Regions from separate parts of the Homo sapiens genome. Here region 2 is linked to region 1. A link is a loop called in an ENCODE intact Hi-C map of the cell type or tissue named here. Cell type or tissue: Calu3. All regions are shown on one strand. Region 1 overlaps SPIRE1 (spire type actin nucleation factor 1). Region 2 overlaps SPIRE1 (spire type actin nucleation factor 1).

The links. Peaks named below come from ENCODE experiments on the same cell type or tissue, not always from the same donor. Only the 100,000 strongest peaks of a DNase experiment are listed, where the experiment ranks them.
Region 2: it touches region 1 in a loop (4-fold over the local background); 20 of 110 quality-filtered maps call a loop at or near these places.

What each region holds. Positions count from the first base shown.
Region 1 is chr18:12,596,075-12,600,074 of GRCh38, reverse strand. All of the region lies in intron 2 of SPIRE1 (spire type actin nucleation factor 1), which reads left to right. Among named protein-coding and RNA genes, the nearest start is that of SPIRE1, 60 kb to the left of the region's middle. In Calu3, no CTCF peak of the experiment used is centred here; DNase peaks (open chromatin) are centred at 2,124 and 3,124.
Region 2 is chr18:12,650,063-12,654,062 of GRCh38, reverse strand. All of the region lies in intron 1 of SPIRE1 (spire type actin nucleation factor 1), which reads left to right. Among named protein-coding and RNA genes, the nearest start is that of SPIRE1, 6.0 kb to the left of the region's middle. RefSeq lists an enhancer at 1,911-2,494. In Calu3, no CTCF peak of the experiment used is centred here; no DNase peak of the experiment used is centred here.

The DNA.
Region 1 (4,000 bases):
GCACGTAGAGACTATCTATCTGCAGTTCCTTTGCCATGTGGGTTCCCAACGTGGCCACTTGCTCCCTCACAGCCAGCAAAGGAGAGGAGACTCCAGCAAGATGGAAGCTGTCTTATGTAATATAATCATGTATTTGTAATAGTGAACATCCCATCACTTTTGCTGTATTCTGTCAGTTAGAAGCACTTCACAGGTCCCACCTAGACTCAAAGGGAGGAGTCACACAGGGCATGAACAGCAGGAGGTGGCAAGGACAGGGATGTCTTAGAGTCTGTGTGCCACAGTAATAAAAGTTGACATCACCAGTATTAGGACAAACCATACCATGTGCCTCCTGACTCACTGAAAGGGTCATGTATCTCTGCCAGGTATCTCTGCCAAGTGTGCATAACCTGCAGAAACATGAGACAAACCAAATACCTGAGGAACCATGTACCTGACCTGTATTCTTCCAGTGTCATTGTAATGAAAGACAAAGGCTGAAGAACTGTTTTTGATTAAAGGAGACTAAAGAGGGATGTGGTGGCTCACACCTGTAATCCCAGCACTTTGGGAGGTCAAGGTGGGAGGATCACTTGAGGATAGGAGTTTGAGACCAGCCTAGGCAACATAGCGAGATGCCATCTCTATAAAAAAATTTTTTTAAATTAGCCAGGTGTAGTGGGGCGTACCTGTAGTCCTAGCTATTCAGGAGGTGGGAGAATCACTTGAGCCTGGGAATTCAAGGTTATGAGCTTGGTTGTGTGAGCTATGGTTGTGCCACTGCACTCCAGCCTGGCTGACAGAATGAGACTCTGTCTCAAAAAAAGAAAAAAGCTAAAGAGATAAGACAACAAATGCAATGGATGAGCCTGGGTTAGGAAGGATAGTACAAAGAGCATGTTTGGGGAACAGTTGAAATTTGAATATAGACTGTGGATTAGATGTTAAATTTCTTATTTTTATAATTATATTGTGGTCATCTAAGACATGCCCTTATTTGTAGATATTTGGAGAAGAGATGGGCATAAAGTTTGTGACTTACTCTCCAGCGGTTTGTGAAAGAAAATGTGAATAAAGCAAATGGGGTAAAACATTGGTATTGATAAATCTGGTCAAAGGATATACAGGAATTCCTGATAATTTCTGTATATTTTTGAGGCGTTTCTGTAAGTTTAAAATTATATCAAAACAAAAAAAATGCCAAAAAACTTAAAGTGATACAAAAATTGGCTCAGAAGCTAGAACTCCAGAGGGGTGGGCTTCAGAGTTGGCTTTATTTAGAGCTCCACAGTCTTATCAAATACTCAGGTTCTTTTTGTCTTTCCGCCTTCTAGCCCTCAGTGTGTGCTTCATCCAGCAGCCACTTCCTCTTGAGATTTTAGGTGATTGCCAGTGACAATCAGGGCTGCATGCTTTCCCACTGAGCCAGTCGATATCCTTGCCTTTTCAGTCATTTTAATTCCTGAGACTTTTCTGTAAGTTTTAAGTGATATCAAAGGTAAGGACCTGTTAGAAAAGTCTCGAGAATAATCCAAGGAAGTCATTAAAATAGGTTTTATTGATAATATTTAAATTTTTCTTAAATTGGTAGTTAATTTGGTCTGGTGAAGTTTCACTGTTACTAGGGAAAAAAAAAACAGTGTAAACAGTGGCATATGCTAAAAATATGTTAGGACAGATACTGCCAGAAAGCCAGTTGTTATAGAAGTATAGTTTTCTACTGTATAGTCATTAAAATGTAATTTGGCCTTTTATGTGACCTCTAAAGGAAATCTTAGGCAGTATTCAAAATATTGTTTTTAATAACCAGGAATTTAGGGAGTGTTCTTGAAAGAATCATTTCTTCTGACAGAATTCAAAAAGAATTTTAGATTTGAGATATCTTATAATAATTTTACATTTCTAATTTAGTTTAAAAATGTGTATGTTTAGGAAGACGTAATTATGTCAAATATTAGACATAAGAAAATATTAGGAGTAAATGGTTTTCTTACATCATATATCTCGAAATTTTGAAATGTCAAAGATTATGTGCCCTCTGGTTAGTGACTCAAGCTAGTCTCTTGTATAAAAATCCAAAGTATGTGAACTCTGCCGCCTCTGCACATGCGTCCCTGGCCAATGCAGTCCCAGCTGTTTGCTCACCCACACCTTCGCTGCAGTTTTCCTCAGTCTTACATCTAGACATGAGTGGATGGGGGTGAGCTGGGGCAGTCCAGGGCCTACACACCCAGCTATGCAGTCATGTGGGCATCTGTGCCATTTGATTCCACTCTTCTTCCTCCAGCCTGCATATTTAATTGTGCCCCTGGAAAGTGGAGCAAAGAAATTAAGCAGCTATTTTAAGTAGTTGGGCAGCTCTAAAAAACAGCGGAGACCGTATCTATTTGTTTTTTGAATACTCTTAGTACAAGAGAAACCAGCAGTTGAGGCTGTTAGTATTTAATTCTCAGCAAATTATTACTATACAGCAAATTATTTCTTCTTCCAAACATTTCTTTGAAGCAGTTGAACTATTCTGGGGCGCTGAGATGAAACCATTCATTGGCAAATGTTAAAAAAAGTGCCAGGCCCAGAGATATAGTTCAAATACAGTCTCCCCAATAGTTGCTGGTATGAGTTAGGCACAGGAAAGCTGTTCTGGCTCATACCTGTTTGGTGGCCTCTTCGATGCTTGCCCACACAGAATAAAGTAACGCCCCTCTCCCACCAGGCTTTCCTTCCCTGTGTGTGTGCTCTGGAGCCCCTCTAGCTCTCCTTCAGGCCTGCTGCACTCCACCAGGCCCAGAAAAATCTGGTGGTCAGAATGGGGGATCACTTTCAACTTTGGGGGGTTATAAATAAGCTATTAATGGATTATCAAGAGTGGTTCTGTCTCTCTCCCTCTGTGTGTGTGTGTGTGTGTGTGTGTGTGTGTGTGTGTGTGTGTGTGTGTAGAAAGAGACACTAGAGGGAAGTTGCAAAAATCCGTGAATAGAGGTTTTGAGGTAAGATAATGAAAGGGTGCTTAGGTTATAAAAGAGCACAGGAAGAGAAGAAGGCATTTGTCAAGAGATGTGATGATTGGCTAGAATAAAAGTTAACAGGGCAGTGGTGACTGGAGCAGGCTTTTGGGCGGGTTGCTCATTCTTAAGGTGGAGGAGGAAACAGGAAGGGGGTTAGCAGGACAGTGCAGGTGAAGGAGGAAACAGGAAGGGGGTTAGCAGGACAGTGCAGGGCTATAGCTGTGGTATTAAGTTCTCCTATCTACAGTGACTTCTTGAGGAACATGTAATGAATTAAGGTAAATTACAAATGTCAAATTTCCCAACTGTATTTTGTCAGTTGATAGGCATTTCTTAAAAATTAATTTTATTTATAATTGATATATAATATACACATTCATTTTAAATATTAGGATTAACCATAAAACAGTATTTTAAAAAATTAGATCCAATGCCATAATCATTATAATATATGGAATTTTATATGAGCCACAGATTTCTCCTTCTGAGGAAATTTCACAGTGAGGATCTTGTGTGGGTAATTACAATTACTTATGTGGCCTACACTGTCAAAACATTTCTCATCCCCCTTTCAACTTTGTGGGAAAAAATATTTTTTCATAATTTTCTGTATAATAGAGGTTTAAGTACTCAAAGTGACCAGATTGATACTGTATATTTGATTGTTCCTATTATATTTAAAAGAAAATTGGAACTAGAATGGTGAAAAAGAAAATTAAATGTCTATGCAATGACAAAGGCAAAATAAGGATAGGAAATTAAAGCAAGTGTTTCAAGAGGGGGAAGTTAATTGTTTTGGTTTATTTGACAAATGAAACGAACAGACTCTAGTCTTCTTTCTTGGCTTTTATTTTGCCCTTCATTTTTGTTTTCTTTCACTAAAAGTTGGGTAATATATATGGCTTCCTCTTTTCTAGCTATTTCACTTTACTTGAAAACTCCATTCATACACAGTCAGACTTGATTGCAGATCTGCCCTTGACAACCTAGAGTGCTAAAGAACAGGAGTAGAC
Region 2 (4,000 bases), 54 kb before region 1:
GCCTGGCCACACTTTCTTTTTCATTGTATTTATCATGATTATATGTAGTTAGCAATCTGCAACGTTTATGTTTTCACATCCATTGATTTCTGTTTCTTTCTTTCTTTTTTTTTTTTGAGACGGAGTTTTGCTCTTGTTGCCCAGGCTGGAGTGCAATGGCGCAATCTTGGCTCACTGCCACTTCCGCCTCCCGGGTTCAAGAGATTCTCCTGCCTCAGCCTCCCGAGTAGCTGGGATTCCAGACATGCACTACCACGCCTGGCTAATTTTGTATTTTTAGTAGAGACGGGGTTTCCCCATGTTGCCCAGGCTGGTCACGAACTCCCGACCTCAGTGATCCACCAGCCTTGGCCTCCCAAAGTGCTGGGATTACAGGTGTAAGCCACCACGCCCGGCCTGATATATTTTCTAAATGGACGTTTAGGGAAGTTAAGTGATTAGTAACTCTTTGAATCAAATCTTGGTCTTTTAGTGTCTAGGCTTAGTAGTGTTGTGGAATGAAACATTTGGTTTGAATTTGTTTTGTGATTCTTCCCCTTAGATAAGTGACAGTGAGTAAGTTCCCCAATCACCCTGAGTCTAGCCTTCTGTGTAAAATCAGAATATATTGTTGTTTTCACAGGATTGGGGCATAAGTGAGGATAATATATGTCAAGTGGCAAGACTTGCTGTATAGCAGGTACTCAGTAGGTTTTAGTTTCCTTCTTCCTCTAATCCTGTGGTCCTTTCTCACCACTATACTGTCTCTAGTCCATCTGTTTTATGTTTTTACCAAGAATTGGGGTAAATGTCAAGGTCAGAGTTTCTTAACTGGCACTGTCGGCATTTTTGGCTGAGTAATACTTTGTTGTGGTGGCTGTTCTGTGCAGCATCCGTGATCTGATCTCTAACACTGGATGCCAGTAGGCCCCTCCCCTGCAATTGTGACATTAAAAAAGTCTCTGTCCATTGCCAGATGTTCCCTAGGGTGCAAAATCATCCCAGTTGAGAACCACTGCTCTAGCAGGTGGTGCCCAGGATTGTGTTCAGGGTAGAGAAGTGGATTCTGGCTGTAATCCTCAAGTGAGTGAATCCTTCTACAGGCCATTGTCACTCTGTTGTTGAGCTGAATGAGTCGTACTGGTTCTTGCCAGTACCAGCAGTATCACTCCATTTAGTCCTTTTAGAAGAAATAGTACTTCATAGGCTTTACTGACTTTTTAGGGGACTGAATGTGGTAGTAATTGATTTTAATTCTTGTTTACTTTTAACAGTATTGATACATCTGAGAATGGTTAGATTCAGTTTGAATGAAATAAATAGAAATATGCTATAAGAAAAACAGAAAAATGTTGAAATGTGTCAGAGGCTGGAGACCAATGAAGGAAAAAAATGAAGAATTAGTGAGTTTATTTAGCATTCAGGTAAAACTTAGAGCCAAATTGCTAGCATGGCCATAAAAGTAGTGTGATATAGGACCCAAGAAGATAAATTCAAGAAAAAGGAAAGACTAGCTCTTTAGAGGATCTCTTGAAAGTAAAAAGATTAAATTATGTATAACGTCCTAAAATGAGCAGTATGGTTAAGAAGTATTTCTGTGATGACAGGAGGATAGATTGCTTAGAATCAAGAGAGTTTATGATTCTTGTTTGGTGGCTTATTTAACATTTTATTTTCTCCAGTGTTTATGCAGTTGTAGTAATAATAAGACTTTGTTGTTTGGGAAAGTTTATTAGGTACAAGTTGATGAAGTTTTAACTTTCACACGCTTAATTAAGGGGTTAAAGACACGCAGGCTCTTTGTATACTCATAAGTATACCTGACTAGCAATTAGAGCACATTTTGGTATACAGGGTCTTTAGAAGGTAGTAACTGATGCAGTTTAGGTTATAGTCTAGATCTTCACATGGTTAAAAAGCATTTGCTTTTCTGGCATGCCACAAAGAATTATTAATAGCAGTAGTTTTAGAGATTAGAATCATGTGTGGTCTCACAGTCTTTCAGGACTTAAATACCCGTCTGACAACAATCATTTATTTTAACTTTTGGTTTCAAAATTTTTGATGTACCTTTAGTTTAGATGTATAAAGAATCGTTTAAAAATTATGGCCATATGTTGATTTAAAATAATCTTAAGGTTGGTAGAAGGTTTTCCTGAAAGGAACAATGAATGCCTGTGTGCATACTAATAAAGGGATCCCTTGAGAATGGTTTCTTGGTATAGGGAACATTCAGGCTTTGTTTGGGTTTTGAAAAGAGGATACGATCAGTCAAGCTTCTCAGCAAGGTTCATGCTAATTTGGAGGGGAAGATCGTCTTGGCATAAAATCCTATTTGATTTTAAAGAGAGAATATTTGTGGAAAAGGTTGAAATAGTGAAAAAATATGTTTTTTTTGTTTTTGTTTTTTTGAGATGGAGTCTCGCTCTGTTGCTCAGGCTGGAGGCAGTGGCGTGATCTCGGCTCACTGCAGCCTCCGCTTCCTGGGTTCAAGCGATTCTCCTGCCTCAGCCTCCTGAGTAGCTGGGACTACAGGCGCCCGCCACCATGCTCGGCTAATTTTTGTATTTTTAGTAGACACGGGTTTCACCATGTTGTCCAGAATGGTCTACATCTCCTGACCTTGTGATCCACCCACCTCAGCCTCCCAAAGTGCTGGGATTACAGGCGTGAGCCACCGCACCCAGCAAAAAAATGTTTAAAAACATTTTTTTTGGTCTGCTCTTTCTGTATTTCTTGTGTTCCCATCCTGATCATTAAAGGAAAGGAATATATGAAGTATATGTGTAGGTTTCCAGAGTAGGTAGTGGGGGTGAATGGTAGAATTAGAGATTGGTGAAATGCCTTATCAGTTACAGTAATAGATAAAAATTGTTCTCTTTGAATAATAAGTTCAAATATGTCAGGTTAATTCAATCTAACAAATATGCTTTGAGTTCCTACTATGTACAAGTAGTGTTCTAGTTTTACATGGGTGATGTAAGGGCAAATAGTTCTAGTCATTAAAGAAGAGAAAATAAAACAGAAACACAGTGGTGAATTTACCATGAATCTAATGCAGCTTAAACTTCAAGTCCCTTCATTTACACAGGCCCCTTCTAAGTGAGTGGGAGGAGCCTTAACAGTAAGTTTAGATGTTCATTTGCAAAATTAAGATTTTAGCTGTAATTGGATAAGATTGCTATCACTTTTTTTTTTTTTTTTTTTGAGACAGGGTCTCGCTTTGTCACCCAGGCTGTAGTGCAGTGGTTTGATCGGCTCACTGCAGCTTTGACCTCCCAGATTCAAGCAATCCTCCCACCTCAGCCTCCCGAGTAGCTGGGACTACAGGCATGTGTCACCATGCCTGGGTAATTTTTTTTTTTTTTTTTTCCTGAGATGGAGTCTTGCTCTGTCACCAGGCTGGAGTGCAGCGGCGTGATCTTGGCTTACTGCAACCTCTGCCTCCCGGGTTCAAGCGATTCTCCTGCCTCAGCCTCCCGAGTAGCTGGGACTACAGGCACGTGCCATCACGCCCAGCTAATTTTTTGTATTTTTAGTAGAGACGGGGTTTCACCATATTAGCCAGGATGGTCTCGAACTCCTGACCTCATGATCCACCCACCTCGGCCTCCCAAAGTGCTGGGATTATAGATGTGAGCCACCACTACCACCTGGCCCATGCCTGGGTAATTTTTATATCGTTTTTTAGAGACAGAGATTTTGCCATGTTGCCTAGTTTTGTTTGGAACTTCTGGGCTCAAGTGATTTGCCCACGTTGGCCTACCAAAGTGCTGGAATTGCAGGCATGAGCCACCATGCCTGGCCTGCTGTCACTTTTATTTATTTGTTTATTTATTTTTTTTGAGACAGAGTCTTAGTCTGTTGCCCAGGCTGGAGTGCAGTGGCACGAGCTCGGGTCACTGCAACCTTCGCCTCCCAGGTTCAAGCAATTCTCGCACCTCAGCCTCCCAAATAGCTGGGATTACATGCACATGCCGCTGCGCCTGGCTAATTTTTGTATTTTTAGTAGAGACAGGGT